Linked DNA regions of Homo sapiens: all the other regions are linked to region 3. Evidence: read pairs that join two places in POLR2A ChIA-PET (ENCODE). Cell type or tissue: CD4-positive, alpha-beta T cell. All regions are shown on one strand. Each heading gives the region's core, and the rest is flanking DNA. Links, peaks and the distances in the headings are about the cores only.

What was found. Peaks named below come from ENCODE experiments on the same cell type or tissue, not always from the same donor. Only the 100,000 strongest peaks of a DNase experiment are listed, where the experiment ranks them.
Region 1: POLR2A ChIA-PET joins it to region 3 with 11 read pairs; 13 of 35 experiments call an interaction of 5 or more read pairs at or near these places.
Region 2: POLR2A ChIA-PET joins it to region 3 with 18 read pairs; 11 of 35 experiments call an interaction of 5 or more read pairs at or near these places.

What each region holds. Positions count from the first base shown.
Region 1 is chr9:131,652,723-131,659,873 of GRCh38, reverse strand. The region is part of intron 1 of RAPGEF1 (Rap guanine nucleotide exchange factor 1); the gene reads left to right. Among named protein-coding and RNA genes, the nearest start is that of RAPGEF1, 84 kb to the left of the region's middle. RefSeq lists enhancers at 1-509, 2,844-2,923, 4,091-4,591. In CD4-positive, alpha-beta T cell, for the core only: no CTCF peak of the experiment used is centred there; DNase peaks (open chromatin) are centred at 1,383, 2,183, 2,673 and 3,213; H3K27ac peaks cover 2,801 bases.
Region 2 is chr9:131,582,493-131,589,643 of GRCh38, reverse strand. It overlaps RAPGEF1 (Rap guanine nucleotide exchange factor 1), which reads left to right. Exons shown (of 27, transcript NM_001377935.1): 20 at 658-843; 21 at 1,618-1,702; 22 at 1,814-1,908; 23 at 5,048-5,126; 24 at 5,232-5,333; 25 at 6,942-7,039. Among named protein-coding and RNA genes, the nearest start is that of PRRT1B, 41 kb to the right of the region's middle. RefSeq lists an enhancer at 1-294. In CD4-positive, alpha-beta T cell, for the core only: no CTCF peak of the experiment used is centred there; a DNase peak (open chromatin) is centred at 4,053; H3K27ac peaks cover 1,454 bases.
Region 3 is chr9:131,730,006-131,737,156 of GRCh38, reverse strand. The region is part of intron 1 of RAPGEF1 (Rap guanine nucleotide exchange factor 1); the gene reads left to right. Among named protein-coding and RNA genes, the nearest start is that of RAPGEF1, 6.5 kb to the left of the region's middle. RefSeq lists silencers at 1,341-1,635, 3,281-3,575, 3,952-4,001 and enhancers at 1,341-1,635, 1,932-2,061. In CD4-positive, alpha-beta T cell, for the core only: no CTCF peak of the experiment used is centred there; DNase peaks (open chromatin) are centred at 2,696, 3,336, 3,986, 5,376 and 1 weaker place; H3K4me3 peaks cover 3,330 bases; H3K27ac peaks cover 4,894 bases.

The DNA.
Region 1 (7,151 bases), core at 1,123-6,122, 77 kb after region 3:
GCACTCCAGCCTGGGCGACAGAGCGAGACTCCATATCAAAAAAAAAGAAAAATATAACTCCAGGTTGCTTTTGGCTCGACTAGACTGGGGTTATTTTTAGCTTTTGCCTTTTTAAGTGTTGGCAGAGACCTGACGAGGTTATCACATGACAATAATAGCTGCCATGTATTAAGTATTTGCTATATATCAGGTCCTTGGCTACATGCTTTACACACGGGTCACATTTAATCTCCACAATTACCTGAGGAGGAGCTAGGTCTGTGGCTATGGCTTTCCTCTAGGTGAGGAACCGGAGGCTCGGGTAAAAAGTTTGCCCAGGTTAGTGGCCGAGCTGAAGTTAAAACAAAGACACACAGGCCTGGCGTGATGGCTCACACCTGTAGTCCCAGCACTTTGGGAGGCTGAGATGGGAGGATCCCTTGAGCCCAGGAGTTCGAGACCAACCTAGGCAACATGGCGAAACCCTGTCTCTACCAAAAATACAAAAATTAGCCAGTCTCGTAACCTGGTCTCAAGATAAAATAAATAAATAGATTTAAAAAAAAAGCCACAGACTTCAGCTCTGCTGCCTCCTGTGCCCATAGCCCTCTGTCTCCATCTTTACCTTGCGGTCCACAAAATCCTAGACAAGTGAAAAGACTTTTAAAAAATTGGAAATCCTCATCTTTAAAAAAGCTTTTCCTAATGTCCTCAATCACGCCTCCACTCCATTTGTCCTTTTTATGCATTTGGAAAATGGGGAATGTTTATTAAGTAAGTGATCTCTAAATCCTTCCCAGTGCTCGACTTCTGAGCCCAGTAGAAGACAGGGAATGAGGAATTAGCCACAGCGTTTCTCAAGATTGGCTGCCTCAAAGTTGTCCACCTTGCCCTTGACTTTGTGATCCCGTGTGGTTGATGTTTAGAGACTCCCCACCATCCCTGGTGAGAGATTAAGTTGAGACAGAAACCACTGCTAAGTTGGGAACCCAGCTGCTGCTACAAATGACACAGAAAGAAGGCCAGTTGATAGCCACATTTGTCAGCAACAGGCAGAGACCATTGTTAAGCCTGGCCGAGGGGCAAGTTAAAAATTTAAGAATGAAATATTGGCATCTGGCAGACCACTTGAAGAAATTGGGTTGGCTTTGATGTCTTTTTGCTCTGCTTGGTTTTCTGTTGAGACATGATTCTGTGAGCAGGCTACATCCTCTCCTCCGGCCCATCCTCTTTCTCTCTCGGTAGAGAAGGACATTCATCCGACAGCCAGATCTGTAGCCTGCGATGGTTGCCCAAGAAAGTGGCTGCTGTTGGTAACATCACAGTCAATTTATACAGAAATTGTTTGTAAGCTCATATAAGCCACCCTTCCTCTGGAAGGAATGACTAGCAGATTAGTCACTGGGAGTCTCTGACCTTGGGGTAAATGTAACATGGAGCAAGAGTCTGAGGCTTTCTGTTCTCAAGTTCAGGTGAACTTGAAGTTGCTCTCACAGATTAGATAGATCACAATAAAATACACCAGCATATGGCATTTCCAGGTGAAGGAGGACTTTTGTGTCCTTTCTTAGACATGGCCATGTGGGAAAGTTTGCATGTCTGGCAACCCCAGGTGCCGGGAGGAATATGGAGCAACTAGGACTCTCCCAACCTTGCTAGTGGGACTGTAAAGTGGCATAGCCACTTGGGAGAATTGTTTTGCAATATCTGTAAGAATCAATGTGGCATATACCCTACAATCCAGCCGTTCTGCTCTTAGAGGACTGTTGGCATGTGTTCCAGGAGACATGTATGAGCAGCATTGTTTATTAAAGCAAAAATGCTGGAAGCGACCCAGTGTCCACTGACAGGAGAGCAGATAAATAAAGCTGGGATTATGGAATCTACGGAATTTCTCAGCATTGAAAACGAAATCACTGATACACCCCAGCATGCCTGAGTGTCAGGCCTGCTATTGAGTAAAAAACAAGAGCGTGAGAATCTTTACAATATGCCATCACTTAGGTAACGTTCACAAACTTATAAGTTAAACTGTATATGTCGATATAAACTATCCTGAAAAGTAAGGGATGATAAGTCTGAAAGTCAGAGTCGGGCTGCCTGTAGGGAAGAGATGTGGCTGTAGAGGAGCACATGGCAGCACCAGTGGAATCCATCCGCTTCTCGAGCTGCACCATCCAGTGTGCCAGTCACCAGCCCCAGGGGCTGTTTACACAGTTAACTCACAGTTCAGTGCCTCAGCCACAGCAGCCACAATCAGGCCTCAGTAGCCACTAGTGCCTGTCGTGTTAGACAGTTCAGGTACCGGCCGCCTCCATCGCTGCAGAAGGTTCTGTTTGCTAGGCCAGATGGTGGGTGCCTGGATTTGATTCATTCTCTATAACTTGTACATATATATATTTGTATGAAATCTTTAAATTTTTTGTTTTAACTTCAATTCTAGAAAATTACTAAAGAGACGCATATACAAATTCTACAGTGTAACTTCCTAAGTGTGAAAAGCAGGGGAATAGCAAGAGAGCAGTTGGTGGCACTGCCTGCGACGCAGCAGTCATGTGGGAACACTCCCTTCACGTCGCCCTCCATCCCAGATGATTGACGTGCATGAGAAAGGGGCAGGGAGAGTGCATCTGTCTGTCTGTCTGTCTGTCTGCCTGCCTGTCTGGAGCCGTTGGCGAGATTGCCCTAACAGCAGTGTTCATGTGAGGGCACCTGTCGTTTCCTCCCCACCCTGCTATCGCAAAGCATTATAGTACCTCCTCAGCACTCAAAGGCATAGTGTGAATGACCTTGAGAATCACCTGAAGCCTGTGCTGCTAACCCAAGGTTTCAAGAAGGATGTGACAAACATACTGTCCTAGTTAGTGCTGTCCTCGATTTCCAGCGTTGAGAAGGTTGGTTGTCATTTGAAAGAATCTCTTCTCTCTGCCTGATTTATGGCTTCTTGTGCTAGAGCTGGCTGTGCTGAGGTGGATACCCTGAGGAGGGAGATTTATTGGTAGGCATTGCACTGTCTTTAGGTGCTGACATGTTTTCCCAGCCTTGCCCAAGGCAGACAAGAATTGTGAGTGCAATAATAAACCTCTTGAGTTCCATCAACAGCTCATAGGCAGAAGTGCCCTTAGTTGGTCCCTGCCCTTGCATGAACCTGAGAGGGTTTTTTGGTGATCGACCTCTACACCTCACTTGTCTACCCCAGTTCCGCCGTGGTCATGACGGCGCAGTTGTGAATCTTGCCAGCTCCTCAGCCCCATGCCTGCCTGAACAGCAACTCAGGGCAGTAGACAGTGGAGAAAGCGGAAGTTGGCTCACCCAGCCTGAAGATCTTTGAGCACCAGAGAACCCACGCATCCTGCCCAGACTTCCCCATTTGTGTCTGCTTTCCCTGCTTCAGTCCTACTCAACAGGATACAAGTCACATGGATTAGGAAACTGCTCTGACAGCCCATCTGACTTGGGAACCTGCCTGGTGAGGGAAGAGGCTGTGTCTTTTAGGGACACTGTGGGGCTGCCATCAGAAGACATGGAGTAGGGACAGCAATAGGATCCGTATGCAGGGAGGCAGGTTAAACCAAAGAGGGAAATAGACTAATAGGCTAAAAGCCAGATTGAGACTTCTGGTTCAGTGCCAAAGGAAGAGAAGAGTGGGCATTTATAAGGTCTCATTTACTTAGAATAGTGAGTTAAATGTTCAGTGTTGCAGAATAACTGGATGAAGATCTGGAAGCAGCTGGGAAATAAGAATTCGGTATCTATCGACCTTGCTATGCATCCAAGCTCCTTGTGTTGAGCGGGTGCCGTGTGCCAGGCATTTTGTGAAATACCTTATTGTATTATCCACAGTAAATATCTCATTTAATCTACATCACATCAGCCATCTCAAGAAATATAATGTTATCTCACTCATTTTCCAGACAAAATAAGGGAAAGATTTAGAGAGATGATATCTAAGTATTTGAATGCAAACATTCTGACTCCAGTGCACACCCCCCTTTTAGAAAATTTTTTGGCCGGGCGCGGTGGCTCACACCTGTAATCTCAGCACTTTGGGAGGCCAAGGCAGGTGGATCACGAGGTCAGGAGATCGAGACCATCCTGGCTAACACGGTGACACCCCGTCTCTACTAAAAATACAAAAAAATTAGCCAGGCGTGGTGGCAGTCGCCCAGGCTGGAGTGCAGTGGTGCAATCTTGCACTGCATGCTCTGCCTCCTGGATTCACGCCATTCTCCTGCCTCAGCCTCCCGAGTAGCTGGGACTATAGGCATGTACCACCAGGCCTGGCTAACAGTGCACACCCTCTTAAGCATCACATGAAGGATTAGACTGTTCACATCCATGTTGAAGTATAAAGAAGGAAGTATAAACTGTAAATGGGATCCACCCTGCTTGGGTGAAGAGAGAGAAGAGGCAGGACAGAGGGGAGCGGGAGAAGTCACACCATCCCAGTTCATTTGAATGCGAGGGATGACTGCTGACATATGAGGGCTGGTGTTGAGAGCCTCCTGACCCTGTTGAGCTGTTCCAGGTGAGCTAGCCAGGTGCAGCAGCTTCCTGTTGACTTGTGTCCCCATCTGGGGACTAAGAAGGGCTTTCTGCAGCTCTGGCCATCACACAGCTGTGAAGCTGTTTGGTTTGACCACATGTGAATGCGGGTCAGGCCCTGGCTTTTCTCTTTGGTCCAGAGCGCAGTGGGTGCCTAGGTAATTTGCAAAGGGCAGGTAGTTTATCTGATCCTGCCTGGCCACCTGGAAGGTCTTTAGCAAGGGAACTGAACTTTGGCCTTGTTAAGTCACGTGCAGCAATAGTAGACAGAGTGAGAGCCATGTAGTGCAAGGTGCCGTGCTATTTATTTGGAGGGTTGTTTTGTTTGGTTTTCTGGTTTGTTTTGTTGTACTAAATTGCTGGAAAAACTTGACAGAGGGAGTGCTTTTTATTTTTAAAACTACAGGTATTTATTTTTCCATTGCGTAGGACAGTGTTTTGTTGCTTAATTTTCAGCCAATTTCAAGTATTTCTGCTGTTACTAAAAGAAGCAGTCTTCTTCCTGGGATATTTTTGTTGTTGGTTGGTTTCTTCATTTGTTGAATATATGTTTACTGATTATCTTCTATGGGCCAACTGCCATGTCAGCACTGGGAAAACAGGCATGAACAAGACAGGTACAGTCCTCAGGGAACTTGTCCCCCAAGCCTTTATTTTTTTGAGACAGGGTCTCGCTCTGTTGCCCAGGCTGGAGCGCAGTGCTCACTGTAGCCTCTAACTCCTGGGCTCAAGCAGTCCTCCCACCTCAGCCTCCTGAGTAGCTGGGACTACAGGTCTGCACCACCATGCCCAGCTAATATTTTGTAGGTAGAGACAAAGTCTCACTCTGTTGCCTAGGCTCCAACTCCTGGGCTCAAGTGATCCTCCCGCCCCAGCCTCCCAAAGTGCTGGAATTACAGGCATGAACCACTGCGCCCAGCCATACTTGCATTCTTGTGAGGAGACAGGTTTAAATAAATCGATTAATAAGATGTTTTCAGACACTGGAACTGGTTGTAATAATGCTGAGATGAAGGAAGACTGCCAGTGGGCTTTTTTAAAAAAATAGCTTTATTGATATATAATTCACATATCATACAATTCATTCAAAAAGGGTACAGTTCTTTTTTTTTTCTAGTAATTCACTGGGCTATACAACCATCACCATATTCTAATTTTAGAATACTTTTGTACACCAGGAGAAAAAACTCCATACTGATTATAGCAGCCCCTCTCCATCTCTGCCCCGTCCAGTCTTAGGCAACCACCAATCTACTTTCTGTCTCTATGGATTTGCCTATTCTGGACATTTCAAATGAATGGAATCATACAATATATGGTCTTCTGTGGCTGGCTGCTTTAGCTTAAATAATGTTTTCAAGGTTCAACTGTGTTGTAGCTGATCCGTACTTAATTTATTTTTATTGCCAAATAATATTCCATTGTATGGATATAATACATTTTATTTAGTCATTCACAAACATGGACATTTGAGTTTTTCCCACCTTTGGCTATTATGAATAATGTTGCTGTGAACTTTCCTTTGACTTACCTGTACAAGTCTCATGGATTTAGGCTTTCATTTCTCTTGCAAATCTGCCCAGGAGTGGAATTTCTGGGTCACATGTCAACTCTGTGATCTTGTGAGAAACTGCCCGACATTTTCCAAAGCAGAGAAACCATGTTACATTCCTACCAGCAATGTGTAGGGCGTTCAGTTTCTCCAGTCCTCACCAACACTTGGTACTGCCTTTTTTATTAGACCTAGTGTGCGTGAAGCGTTACATTTCCTTAATGGCTAATTATGTTGACCGTCTTTCCATGTGCTTATTGCCAATTTGTGTATCTTCTTTGGAGAATGTCTGCTCAGACTCTTTGCCCATTTTACATTGGGTTACATGCCTTTTATTCTAGAGCTGTAAGAATTTTGTAATGTTTTCTGTATACAAGTCCCTTATCAGGTATAGCTGACCCTCCATATCCGTGGGTTCTGCAGCCTCTGCTGATTCAGTCATGGTCAGAAATATACAGGGAAAAACAATAAAAATAACAGTGTAATAATGCAGATTTTAAAATAAAGTATAACTATTTACATAACATTTACATTGTATTTGGTATCGTAAGTAACCTATAGATGATTTGAAGCATGTGGAGGATGTGTGTCATACACAAATATTCCACTGTTTTATATAAGGGACTTGAGCATCGTGGATTTTGATCCCCGCAGAGGATCCTGGAACCAAGCCCCTGAGGATGCTAAGGGATGGCTGCATATGATTTTTAAATAGAGTCATGCTCTGCATAACGACATTTCAGTTAGTGACAGACCACATTATAACATATGTAGGGCAGACCACATTATAATCTTATGGTCCCATAAGATAATCATAAAGCTGAAAAATTCCTGTCGCCTCGCCTGATGTAGCCATCATTACATCCAGCGCAATGCATTACTCACCTGTTTGTGGTGATGCTGGTGTAAATATATAGCACATATGGTTATGTACAGTACGTAGTACTTGATAATAAATGACTATGTTACTGGTTTATGGATTTACTCTACTTTTTATCATTATTTGAGAGTATGCTTCTGCTTACTAAAAACAAAAAAGTTAACTGTAAAACAGCCTCAGGCAGATCCTTCAGGA
Region 2 (7,151 bases), core at 1,123-6,122, 150 kb after region 3:
AACGCACCTGCTCCCATGGTATCTTAGGTCCAGTCTCCAGCAGGCCGTGCTCTCAGCCGCCAGCCATGGTGGAGGCTGTGTGGAGGCTGGAATGGGAGAGGCCACCTCTCCCTCGCTCCTCAGTGTTTCCATGGCTGGCCATCTGACAGCATGGCACTTGGCCATATCCGTTCCGCTAACAAATCTCCATCAGGCGGACTGCCTTCCTCCTGCTGGGGGAGATGACCATGGTAAGTGGCTGTGCGGCTGGGAAATGGCCACGTGTGGACAGTGCTCAGCAGGGCAAGTTGGGGAGCATCTAGTCTGAGAGGCCGGGAAGTCTTGGTGTCTCATTGCCCAATGGGAGCAGCAGCTCCCCAGGGCGGGATTCGTGTAGGACTTGTCCCTGCAGCCCAGGCCCCAGCACAGTCACTGGCGCTTGTCCAGCGCCAACAGATGGCTGTTGAGTGTGTGGCAGGTGCTTGTGACCATCCCAACACCTCCAAGGACACAGGCAGCCATCCCAGGCTCTCGTCTCCTGCTCTCTTCCCATGAGAAATTTCCCAGCCAGCTCTGTGCCGGTCACAGCCCCGTGCCCTTTGTGTGTCTCAAGGCAAAGACAGACTCTGCCTGGGCCTTGCGTTCCTGCTCCTCACCTTGTGCTCTTTTGTCCTTCAGCCTGGTGGAGTTGACAGAAGAGATCCTGAAGCTGCTGATGGAACTGGTCTTCCGCCTGGTGTGCAATGGGGAGCTGAGCCTGGCCCGTGTGCTCCGGAAGAACATCCTGGACAAGGTGGACCAGAAGAAGCTACTCAGGTGTGCCACCTCCAGCCAGCCCCTGGCAGCCCGGGGGGTAGCAGCCAGGTGAGAAGCCCACCTCTCCAGCCCTGCCTCTTCCCCAGGAGCCGTGCCTTTCTCAGTTTACCCTCCCTCCCTGCCAGCCCCACAGCCCCATCCTGGTTCTGCACAGGCCCTTTGATGAGGTGCCTCAGGAACAGCCCCGTGGATCCCTGGGGGCTGGGCCTCTTCTCCAGGAGGCACATATTGGGTGGTGATCCCTTTGTGACCAGGAAGCGGGCAGCAGGGCATGGGGCTTCATAGGACAGGGCAGGAGTGCACACACCCTGGGCTGTGGTCAGTTCTGGGTTGTCCCAGCACGAACATGGCAGTGGTTGATGCCAGTCTGTGGCCCGTCCCCTCGACACCGACGGTGAGTGTCATTTGCACCTATACATGTCTGTTGAGTAGTGGGCTCCTTCCAGTGAGCGCATAGCCTTCGTTTCTTTGGCACCATCTCTGTTCTTGCTGGCCACCTGGAAGTGGGCTCCAGCCGTGAGCGAGCCTTCTTGGCATCTCAACTGTCCATGAGCTCACGAGGGAAACTCAGGCTTCTGATTCCAGAAGCTGCTGGACATACCCAGCAGAAGCAGGAGAGAAAGGCAGACAGTGTCGTCCCGGAGAGAGGCAGGAGGCCATTAGGGCCCCAGGGAGCCTTTTGGGGCTTCCCCGCCCTGTAGCCTCCACGCTCCTGCTGGGCAGAGAGGCTCTCCTGCTCTGACGCCCGCAGCCCGGGCCTGCTCAGCCCTCCCCACCGGCCTCCCCACCCCTGACGGCTCTTCTCACACCTCTGTCTTCCAGGCCGGGGACCTTGCACGACTTTCACAGCCATGAGATAGCGGAGCAGCTAACGCTGCTGGATGCTGAGCTCTTCTATAAAATAGAGGTACAGGCTGCTCCTGCCAGGGGGAGCCACACTGTTTGTCCCTGAATGAGAGAAACCCCCATCAGGGGAAAGCCGGGGCTCCACCTCCATCTGCCTTCTTTCCTTTTGTAGATTCCTGAGGTTTTGCTTTGGGCAAAAGAGCAGAATGAGGAGAAGAGCCCCAACTTGACCCAGTTCACGGAGCACTTCAACAACATGTCCTACTGGTAAGAGAGGCCCAGCGCCAAGCCCTGTTGCTCTGGATGGTGGCACGTCTGGGTGGGCTCTGCGTTTTCCTTTGCAGGGAGCTTGAATGGTAGGAGAAGGAGCTGCCTCTTTCATTCCGCTAAGCTCCTGGGGGTTCCCATGAGCACTGACAGGCTGAGGACAGGGGCAGGGACAGGATGGGGCTTGCTGGAAGTGGCCACCTGGTCGAGGAGGCTCAGCAGGGAAGAGTGCCAGGGTCGAGGAGCGATGTCTGCCATAGGTGGTGTTGGGAAGGGCGTGAGTTTGCCCTCCTGCCCTGGTCACTGCCAGGCAATCTCAAGCTGATGCTCACACTGACTCTGCCTGACAGAACAGTTAGCAAAGGAGTGGGCTCTATAACGTTAATGTTTGCATTTAGTCTTTAATTCGTGTGTGTGTGTGTGTGTGTGTTTGAGACGGAGTCTCGCTCTGCAGGTGTGTGTGTGTGTTTGAGATGGAGTCTCGCTCTGCAGGTGTGTGTGTGTGTGTGTGTGTTTGAGACGGAGTCTCGCTCTGCAGGTGTGTGTGTGTGTTTGAGACGGAGTCTCGCTCTGCAGGTGTGTGTGTGTGTGTGTGTTTGAGACGGAGTCTCGCTCTGCAGGTGTGTGTGTAAGACGGAGTCTCGCTCTGCAGGTGTGTGTGTGTGTGTGTTTGAGACGGAGTCTCGCTCTGCAGGGGTGTGTGTGTGTGTGTGTGTGTGTGTGTTTGAGACGGAGTCTCACTCTGCAGGTGTGTGTGTGTGTGTGTGTTTGAGACGGAGTCTCGCTCTGCAGGTGTGTGTGTGTGTGTTTGAGACGGAGTCTCGCTCTGCAGGTGTGTGTGTGTGTTTGAGACGGAGTCTCGCTCTGCAGGTGTGTGTGTGTGTGTGTGTGTGTTTGAGACGGAGTCTCGCTCTGCAGGTGTGTGTGTGTGTGTGTGTGTTTGACGGAGTCTCGCTCTGCAGGTGTGTGTGTGAGACGGAGTCTCGCTCTGCAGGTGTGTGTGTGAGACGGAGTCTCGCTCTGCAGGTGTGTGTGTGTGTTTGAGACGGAGTCTCACTCTGCAGGGGTGTGTGTGTGTGTGTGTGTTTGAGACGGAGTCTCTGCAGGTGTGTGTGTGTGTGTGTGTTTGAGACGGAGTCTCGCTCTGCAGGTGTGTGTGTGTGTGTTTGAGACGGAGTCTCGCTCTGCAGGTGTGTGTGTGTGTGTGTGTTTGACGGAGTCTCGCTCTGCAGGTGTGTGTGTGTGTGTTTGAGACGGAGTCTCGCTCTGCAGGTGTGTGTGTGTGTGTGTGTTTGAGACGGAGTCTCGCTCTGCAGGTGTGTGTGTGTGTGTGTTTGAGACGGAGTCTCGCTCTGCAGGTGGGTGTGTGTGTGTGTGTGTGTTTGAGACGGAGTCTTGCTCTGCAGGTGTGTGTGTGTGTGTGTGTTTGAGACGGAGTCTGGCTCTGCAGGTGTGTGTGTGTGTGTGTGTGTGTGTGTTTGAGACAGAGTCTTGCTCTGCAGGTGTGTGTGTGTGTGTGTGCGTGCGTGTGTGTGTGTTTGAGACGGAGTCTGGCTCTGCCGCCCAGGCTGGAGTGCAGTGGCGCAATCTCGGCTCACTGCAAGCTCTGGCTCCCCTCAAGCTCCACCTCCCGGGTTCACGCCATTCTCCTGCCTCAGCCTCCAGAGTAGCTGGGACTACAGGTGCTCGCCACCACACCCAGCTAATTTTTTGTATTTTTAGTAGAGACAGGGTTTCACCGTGTTAGCCAGGGTGGTCTCAACCTCCTGGCCTCGTGATCCACCCACCTCAGCCTCCCAAAGTGCTGGGATTACAGGCATGAGCCACCGCTCCCAGCCTAGTCTTTAATTCTTAAAGCAAAATGAATCCCAGTAATGTGTTTATAAACCAGAGCTCTTGTCTCTTCAAGAGGCGACAAAGCCCCCATAGCAGCTCAGCATCAGGCAGGACCCCCTAGAGCTCAGCAGCTGTGCCACCCCCACCCACCCACTGTTGCCTCCAGGAGAATGTCTGATGTGTTTTAAAGGCCCCGAGATCATCTCCCGTTTGCCTATCTTCCTCCCCACAGAAGCACTCCATCCTGGGGAAAAGCATGTTTAGCTATGGCAGTCCAGCGTAGGGTTTTGCCCAACAGGATGTGGTTTCTAAAGCAGACGGAAGCTGCACACAAGGCCCCAAGCCTGGCTTCTGACACCAGCCTCTGGCTGGGTGCAAGAAGCTCAGGGGCACACTCCACAGGGCCTGGCTGCACAGAGGTGCGAGTGCAGTGGCTCACATCTATAATCCCAGGACTTTGGGAGGCCGAGGCAGGAGGGTCACTTGAGCGCAGGAGTTCGAGACCAGCCTGGACAACATAGAGAGACGCCCCCCCCCTACAAAAAATTAAAATTAGCCAAGAGCAGTGGTGCACACCTATAGTCCCAGCTACTCGGGAAGCTGGGGCAGAAGGATCAGTTGAGAACAGGAGTTCAAGACTACAGTGAGATATACTCACAGCACTGGGTGACAGATCAAGACCCTGTCTCTTAAATAAAAAAGAAGAACCAGCAGTGCAAAGTGCGGCACCACCTCCAAGTGACCCTGGTAGTGGCCCCTGTGAACCACAGGAAATTGAGGCCAGGGTGACATCCCTGCTGCATTTATCACACAGATGAGACTGGCCTTTGGCTTTGGTCTCGGCTTTGGTTGCTACTAAGGTTCTGAGAGTTTCCTTCCCTCGTGGCTGCCCAAGGTGACCTCTTACCTCACGTGCTAGCGGGTCTCCCCGAGCCAGTCCTGCATCACACAAGGAACTTGCCCAGCCCCCTGGTACTTGGGGCCCATGCTTGTCAGGAAAGGCTCTGCTTTCATCCTCCCATGCTCCACCTGCAGATTCGAAGCCCCCTTTGGGCCTTCACCAGATTTCCTTATGGTCACCAGATTTATTGTCACCAGATTTCCTTGTGCCTCTGTCCCAGGATGTTATGAGCTCCTGGAGAGCAGAAACTAGATCTATGCCTGGGGCAGGCTGCAGGTATTCAGTAGGGGTGGGCTCGTGGCCACTGGCATGGGGGTCGTACAGGTCCTGTCTCCACCAGGACCCCTGGGACCTGCAGGGACTTGTCAACTCAGCTGTTTCTTTTTCCCTTGGTCCATGCAGGGTCCGGTCCATAATCATGTTACAGGAAAAGGCCCAGGACAGGGAACGGCTGCTCTTGAAGTTCATCAAGATCATGAAGGTAATGGTGGCCAAGTCCTTCCCAGGCCCCCATCATCAGTCCCTGCTCTGGGAGCCCGGGACCCGCCTGCCCTCCTGCCTCACGGCACCGCCCCTCTCTCGGCAGCACTTGCGGAAGCTGAATAACTTCAACTCCTACTTGGCCATCCTCTCTGCCCTGGACTCGGCGCCCATCCGCAGGCTGGAGTGGCAGAAGCAGACTTCAGAGGTGAGTGGCCTTGGGGCGTGGGCGGGAGGGTGGCTGGTAAGGGGGGCCGCCCAGCCCTCAGGCGACTAGCTGTGGCAGAAAGTGCTCCCACTGGAGCAAATGCTGGGCCTAGGCCCCTGCTCTGCCACCGACATGCTGTGTGACCAGAACAGCTGCCCTCCCGCCTTCCTGTCTCTGATCCCCAATCTTCAGGCCCCCGGGAGCTTCGAGGTTGGTTCTGGGGTGGTCACATCCCGGTGTTCTGCTGCCACCCAGCAGGCCCATCCCTGGGTTCCCGCCTCCCCCGCCCGCCCTCAGCCCGTTCTTCTGAAGGGTCTGCTTCGGGCCGGGCACTGCGGTAGGTGCTGGGGACGCACTGTGAACAGCCCAACATGATGTTGGGTGAGTTTCTGCTAGATAAGCACTAAAAGAAGAAGGGTGGGCAGGTGGGCCAGCCCAGAGGAAGTGTCACTCATGCCACCATCTGCAGAGGAGGAGGAGTTTCCTGGGAAGGGAAGAGAATCAAAGGGGACAAAGGAGTGCACAGCCAGGAGCAGGTGGGGGTCAGCACCTCCAGGGACAGGAGGAGGCCAGGGGACCACATCCCGGGAGAAGGGGACCAGTTCTAGGTCATGAGAGCCTCAGGAGCCTGGTGAGGAGTTGGACCTTTATCCTGTGTAGGGAAATAATATTGCAAATGGGGGCAAAACCCATGGCTTTTGAGTGTCAGCCAGGCCACCCAGGGGTCATGTCAGGGACCCAAGTTCAGCCAGGCCACCCAGGGATTGTGTCAGGGACCTGAGTGTGACCAGACCACCCAGAGGTCATGTCAGGAACCCGAGCGTCAGCCAGGCCACCTGGGGGTCGTGTCAGGAACCCGAGTGTGACCCAGGCCACCCAGGGGTCATGTCAGAGACCCGGGTGTCAGCCAGGCCACCCAGGGTCTTCTTGTTCAAGCCCATGTTCAGGGATGGTTGTAAGCTAGTGTATGGGGAGAGGTGGGAAATTCACACGGCCTCTGCATGGGGGGTCCTCAGGAGGCAGCACTTCAGGGAGAGGCACGTAACAGGAGAAGAGGCAGGAGAGGGGCCTTCTGAGTGGGGCAGGGCTGGCTGAGTCTCCTAGGTGGGAGCCCCCCACCCCTGCAGGAGAGAAGCCACCCAGCCCTGGGGAGGGCGAGGTCACATGCTATCTTTAGTTGGTCCTCCCTGAGTACAGGGCAGAGCAAAGGCAGCTCCGAGTCAGGAGTGACGCCACTCAGTGTGTGCCTGGGAAGCTCCTCTGGCTGCACCGCCGAACAGGGCCAGGCAGGAGCCCATCTTCCGGGATGTCGTATACACACAAGCGCTGGCTGCCCAGGCACAATGAGTACTGTGGGGTGTTTCTCCACAAAACGGCCTGAAGTCCCCTGTGACCAGGGGTTGGGCTGACACTCGTTGAAAAGGACAGAATCCCTGCTGGCCAGGGCCAGGACCCACACCTGGCTGGGTGTTTGTGCGTAGTGGGACCTGTGGAGTTGGGCAGAGGGTGGTTGACCCTCCAGTTAGTGAGGAGGACCAGGGCTCTGCCCCAGCATTGCCCCAGCACTCGCTCACCCCTGTCCGGTCCTGTCCTGTCCTGTCCTGCCAGGGCCTGGCCGAGTACTGCACACTGATCGACAGCTCGTCCTCCTTCCGAGCCTACCGGGCCGCCCTCTCGGAGGTGGAACCGCCGTGCATCCCGTACCTGTGAGTAGCAGCCCCTCCAGGCCCCCAGCCCCGCCTGGGTTTGCCTCCATTGCTCTGGGGAAGATCTGTCAGGCTCCAGCAGAGAAATCTTAATTTAGGGGTTTCTAACGGA
Region 3 (7,151 bases), core at 1,544-6,543:
GCAGATGTGGAGCTGGCTGGAAGTCCAGCCTCCTTGCAGAAGGTCTTTTGCTGCAGTTCATAGGAATCATAGTGAAAGATTACAACTGCCAAGGAAGACTGGGGCGCGCCTGGAGTGAGGATGACCTTTCCTGGTGGTCTCTGCTGGCTATTCTCAGTGAACTTCCCTTTGCATTTAGACGACATTTTGTTAGATTTCTGTTGGAGTTTTTTTAATGGACTTCCCACTATTCAGTCTCCAGAGGAGTATTTGATTCAGAGGAGAGGCCCTTAGGTGAAGTGGTGGCAGAGCCTGACACCAGGCAAACAATTGTTGTGATTGGAGTTTTGCTGTTTTGTTATCTCAAAGCAACAGAAACGTTGCTTAAATATGTTCATAATCTCCTCTCCCTGAAAGTAGAAGAACCAGCGTTTTTAGTTCTCAGTGCTTAAGGCATCCAGGGTTTTTTGGGTAAACAGGAAACCCCTTCACATCCCGCATAGTGTGCAGCTCTGGCCTGTTCCTCATCCCGCCCCCTTGCATTGCCTGATACCTCCTTGGTGTGCAGGACTCTCCTTAACCCCTGGGGGAGATCTTTTGAGTCATTGCTGTTCTTTGGGACATTTTCTTTCTCATGCAGCAGTGCCTGGCTGGGGCAGGGCCTTGAGGGGTTCATCCATACCTATGTATATCCTCAGAGAATACACAAGGTCATAGGCCTCACATTTGGGGGTCCCAAGTGCCATGGGGAATCAAGACAGTCTGGGCCAGAGGGTGGCACAGGGACAACTTGCTGGGCTGGTGGGGGCCTGTCAAGTGAGGCCTGGTGGAGAAAGGTTGAATTTGGAGGGCCAGGAACAAGCTGGGATGCAGGGGAGGCTTTCTAAACTCTACAGTGCTTCTAGAGATGACGAGGAGGTAGGGAGTAGAAGAGAGCTGGACAGATTAGGGAGCTCCCAGGGTGAGCTTGTGGGCAGGCCTGCAGAGGAGAAGAGGCTCTTCCCTAGGAGCTCAGAGGGATTTGTTCTGGAAGACTGATGGGAGATGTATGCAGCTGTTTAGAGGCTGCTTTGGAGAACAAATGAACATGGTTCTGGTTGTGCAAGCAGTTACTGTGGTTCTTTTTGCTCATATATCTTCCAATAAAGACATTGAGCGAGGAGAGTTGATACCGTCATGTTTTTGGAGCTTAAGCACAGACTGGCAGCTGCGGGCTGGATTCAGTCCACAGATATGTTGGGTTGGATCCGCACGTGTTCTTGAGGAAAAAAACAAAAGAATTGATGGTCAATATTGAAAAATCAGGAAGTCACTCAAAAATCTCAAAAGCCTGGTTCCTGATTTCCTTGAAAAATGAGAATCTCTGGTAACTCTGAGCGCTTGTTCCTGCCTACAAGGCAGCTATGGGCAGGAGTCAGGTGGCGGACACTCCCACAGAGCCCCTCACCACTCCCACAGCCAGCCACACCTCCGACGGCCCACTTGGACTTTTGACATTTGCGTTTGCATCCCCTCCTCGGAGAAATGATTCATGTTTGTTTGTTTTTGTCTGGACTTTGAAACCTTTGCCCCATCCCTTCATTGACTCATTACTCCATCCCTCATTCATCAGGGATTGAGCACCGGCTCCATCAGGCTCCGTACAAGGCTCTGGGGACTCAGTGGTGAACTCAGCAGATGTCGTGCTGCCTGCCCTGAATACAGGCATCCTCTGTGTGTCACAGGGTGAGCAGGAAGGTGGCAAGAGATCAGACTTGCAGTGGGGAGGGATGGTCAGGAAACTCCTGTGCTCCTGTGACAAAATGGGACTTAAGGTGAGAGGCGGAGGATGGGTCCACTTAGCTGGGCACAGGCAGTGGGGTAGGGGACCAGTCTCCTGGGGTGGGAGCAGACCAAGGCCTCCTCAGCTGAAGGGAAGAAGGTCCTTGGACTGCATGTGTCAGTTTCAGTCACTCATTCCTTTCTTCCCTCCTTCAGTGGCTTCACTCATCGCCTGCCTCACGGAGCAACCTCCTGAGGGCCTGGAGTTGTTCTTGTTCTTGGGACACAGCAAAGATCCCGGCCTCCTGGGCCATACCTTCTAACTGGGCTGGCCATAAGTTAAGCAGTTTTGTATGTATGTTTTTAAAGTCCCTTTCCTTCCTCTCTGTGCTCCCAGCGAACCACAGGCTGGCTGGGAGTTTCATCATTTACCAGACCCTCCTGCCAGCGCTGTAGCTCCTGTCACCTTGGAGCAGTTCACTGGGCCTGCTAAAGTGGCCACAGGCTTGCCCAGCACGCTGCCTGAAGATGGAATAAATAGGTGTCTCACGCTCAGTGTGCTACGGTTTCAAATGTGTGAAGATGCTTTTATTGTAAATCGAAAAGAAATTTATAATGACTGCATTTCATGGTCACATTTTTGTCATGATATATTTTCTCAGAACAGATACTAAGAGTACAGGCCCTATGATGTAGGGCTACTCATTTTTGTGGCCTGAGAAAGAGGTCCTCTTAGATTGGCAGTCATTGTATTTCGATCAATTTTAAACTCGTCAAATTTGTACTTCCTTTTTCCTCCATAGTTAGGAATTTTTGTCGTCAAAGTATACTCAGTCAAGCAATGAGACATTTTGATGGCACCTGCTCTGCCTCCTTTCACTCACCCGTTTTAACACTTACTGAGTGCCTCCTTGTTGGCAAACACCAAGTGATGCCTCGTGGCAGGGAGCCAGCAGGAACCTGTCCCTGGAGGCCACAGTCCAGGGGTAGAATCAGAACGATCTTGAACATCTCTGCAATTTCCTGTGGTTTTCAGAATGCATTTATAGACTACCTCATTTCATTTCATCCTCACAACAGCCCAGGGGGTGAGGGCAGGGCGGAGTATCCCTCTTTTGCCCCTCAGGGCAGCTAAGGCCCAGGGAAATTTGGTTGTTTGCCCAAGGTCATGCCCTGGAGAAGTGGAATGGGGAACCGGCCCCCTTTCTTGCCTTTATAGAGCACTGGTTAGAGCCTCCCTGGTTGCTGGGGACACAGCTTTCCATCTTAATTCTTCAGGCTTCTCAATCTCTTTTCTGATCTTTGAAAAAAAAGATCTACCAATGAAATTAAGGGAGGCTCACTACAGTCTTTAGACTGCGTCTGATACTCGTAATACTAGTCACATTAACAGTGCTGTAGAGAGATAAGAAATAGCACTAATGCCAGCTAAGTGTGTTTTTAGAAAAATCAACCACAGCAACCCCAAATGTTTCCTGGTCTCCAGAGCAGCTGTTGGCAGAGGCGGTTTGAATGGGATTCCTTGTAGCCAAGAGACCTTATAGGAGGTCTGTAGAGATGAGTCATGTGTGAGCTTGCAGAAAAATGTCTCCCAAAGTAGCCCGGATTGGAGATTGCCTTGAGTGCCAGGCTGGGTCTTACCTCAGGCCAGCTGAGCGTGTTCCCCATGGCCAGGATAAGATCACGCTCTGGAAAGAGGAGAGGCCTGACAACCCACCGCCTGCCCCACCCCGCGGCCGCCTCGCCGCCGGGACAGGTGTTCCTCTGACTCGTCACCCGTCTTGCCCCAAAGGCTGTTTTATGAGTAAATAAATAAAACCCACCGTTTGTGAATTATTAAGGGATCTGTCATCCAGCAGGCCAGTCATCTTAGTTTCTGGTCATCTGTTTGAGAACATCTTAGTTGTGTCCTTGGGTGATTCTTACCCTTTCCTGGGGCTTATTTTCCCCATCAGTGCCAGGAAGGAGTGGGACTCAAAAGGAGCGCTCCTCTGTTTGTGTTTTTAAGCTGTAGCCACTGCCCCCGCCAACCCCGCACCACCCCCCCCCCCGCCCCCGCCCCGGCTTTTTTAAATTTTAAGTTCTGGAATACATGTGCTGAACGTTCAGGTTTGTTACATAGGTATACATGTGCCGTGGCGGTTTGCTGCACCTATCAACCCGTCATCTAGGTTTGAAGCCCCGCATGCGTGACTGCAGGCCCTTTTTTATACATAAGAAGGCCATTAGGTAACCACTAATGGGGAAGCCTCTTTGAATGCAGTCCTTCCTGCTTAGCTGTGGCCGAGGCTCCTCCTTGGACCCTCCACCCCAAACACAATGTGAAAACCCACTTCCTCGATGCTCTCACAGCTGCCTCTACCAAAATCAACTTCCTCTGGGCTCTTTGTGCCTTCTCTTCCTCTAACATATAGTAAATTCCATGGAAATGCCCCAGATCAATGCTTGAGTAGAATGATGTTTCACTCATTCAAAATCAAAGCCCCAGTTTCCTTTCTGCAAGTTAAAAAATCAACAAGTGAAATGTTAAACAGATGATTAGCTCCGTGAGGGAGTGTGTCTACCACTGCGGTGCCATTACGGTGCCTTGAACGCAATAGGTGCTCAGTAAATACTTACTAAAAGAATGAGTGAATTTAGTTAATATTATCATAGAATGAATTTTAGTTTCTGGTTCCAAGTCTCAAATTATCTTTAGACGTAGCTTATTGTGGTTTCAAATTGCCAATTAGGATGTTTCTTGGTACATTAGTAGGACCAATATCTGATCAGTGGTGTGCAGTTAGTTGGGGGTTCTGTGTTTTCCTGTAGTCCTCTGAACACTAATGATGAGGTTAGGATCAAATTCCCAGAACACCACTGGGAGAACGCCAGGACACCGTGAAGGCTGAGCCGCCACTCGGTTCTGATGCCGCATCCATTGGTCAGTGCACGTTCTTTGAGCTTCCACTTGAGTGCACGTTCTTTGAGCTTCCACTTGAGTGCATGTTCTTTGAGCTTCCACTTGTAGTGACTGCCTGGTTCTTTGGGATGTGCAGGAGCAAAGCGCTCTTAGGTAATGCTCGTTCTGCCCTGTGTTTACAAACCAAGGCCTGTGCCAGCTCTACTCAGCCTGACACCCATAATGAGCACCATCCCAGGAATCCCTGTCCCTACTTGTTATTTTTTTTTTTTTCAGTTGGCCTTTGAATGTGATTTAGGACTGGCTTCCTGCAGCATTACTCTCTTTTCCCAGGATGACTGTGCAGCGTGTGCTGTCTAGGGCTGGGGTGCAGGCTGTTGGTGTGCCTCTGGCACCCCCTTCCTTCTTTGTCAAGAGGCATGGGCAGTATTTTCTTGCTACTTCCCCCTCCTCTGTGAGCTAAGGTACAGGGGGGGAGGTTCATCTGAATTTATTAGAAATCTGCTGTCTGCTGGTCACAATTCCTTTCTCCCACTTTCTTCTCCCAGGCTGTAGTTTGAAAGACAGGTGACAATTCTCTGAACCCAAGTCCCACCCTGCAGTCTGGACTGCTGCTTCCCGGAACACCACGACTCCTGTAACAGCTTAGACTTCTGTCCCCACAGTCCCTTAGCAGCAGCTTTCTCTTTGCTTTTCACTGGCTTGCCCAAACCACACAGTGACTTTACTGCATATTAAGTTTTGTGATCAGGCGATTCTGCAGTGCTTTTAAAGCGTAGAAATGGAGCACTGAGCACAGGATGCTGTGTGGTTTGCCCAGGGCTGGGTTCAGAGGGGCGGATTTCAGGCATTTGCTCTATAGCTTTTAAAATTTGTGCCACTGATGTGGACCTGACAGATGCGATTCCCAGCCACACACTGTATTGTTAAAAACGGAGCAGGAGTGTGACACTGACAGTAACTGAGAGAAGGAAGGACATGGAATGAGAAGAGAGGACAGCTGACATCCAGTGGAATGTGACCGTGTTAAATAGCCACTTAGCTGACCCCAAACGAGCAAACAAACAAAACCCCTGGTTGGAAACAGTGGTTGTATTTATTTGCTGGTTATCACATGCGCCCATCCTCCTTCAAGTGATGGTTCTGAATAAATAGATGGATGATTGTTCATGAGTCATGGAATTGGCTACTCTCAACCCCTCCTTTCAATAATAAATACAAATAATAGTAGTAGCTGATGTTCATTAGGCACTTACCACGTGCTGTACCAGGCTCGCTTCTGTATATTTTACACTTGTGGTTGCATTTAATCCTTACAATAGGAGAAAGGTACTGTTAACTGTTCTCATCCTACAGAGGAGGAGACTAAGACACAGAGCTTTTCTTTGAGACCTGAAAGAGTTAACATTTGCACATAGTCATATACTGAGTTGGGGCAAAGTTAGGACTAAAGCCCATCTGACTATTCCCCATGCATCTATATTTTTATTGATTCTGATATTATTCTCTTGGCTGTGTGACTTGGGTGAAAATGAGCCTTCATGTTTCCAGGGACCCCTCTGCCACAGAGGCAGCTGCTGCACTAACAGGACACCCCATCATCCTGAGGATTCCTTCAGAAGACAGCTCTCCTCCTGACTGTCCTGCTGGAGCTCACAGGGGGCTGCGGAAGCCTTGCTTCTGGCTGGGTGACCGTGGGCAAATTGCTTAATCTCCTGAGCCTCAGGTGCCTTTGTTGTAATTTGGTAGGGTGGATAAACCCACCCCGGAGCCCTTTCTAATGCTGGTTCTTCTTCTTTTTTTTTTTTTTTTTTTTTGAGATGGAGTCTCACTCTGCTGTTGCCCAGGCTGGAGTGCAATGGGGTGATCTCGGCTCACTGCAACCTCCCCCTCCCAGGTTCAAGCAATTCTTCTGCCTCAGCCTCCCAAGTAGCTGGGATGACAGGCGCCCGCCACCACGCCCGGCTAATTTTTGTATTTTTAGTAGAGATGGGGTTTCACCATGTTGACCAGGCTGGTCTCTTTGGCCAGGCTGGTCTTGAACTCCTGACCTTGTGATCCGCCGCCTCAGCCTCCCAAAGTGCTGGGATTACAGGTGTGAGCCACCTCCCAGCCTAAGGCTGGTTCTTTGGGAGTCTAGACTGCAGTATGTGGGGTGGACTTATTGAGGCTTGTTTTGTTGATGATTTTTAATGGCAGTAAATGTTGGATAGCACTTAACTAATCATCAAAATAGCTTTTGAAACATTTTTGTACACATTAGTTTCTTTGTTGTTTTGGGCTTTGTTAATTTGTTTCTTTTTTTTTTTTTTTTTTTTTTTGAGAGGGAGTCTCGCTCTGTTGCCCAGGCTGGGGTGCAGTGATGCAGTCTCGGCTCACTGCAAGCTCCACCTCCCGGGTTCACGCCATTCTCCTGCCTCAGCCTCCTGAGTAGCTGGGACTACAGGTGCCCACCACTTCGCCTGGCTAATTTTTTGTATTTTTAGTAGAAACGGGGTTTCACCATGTT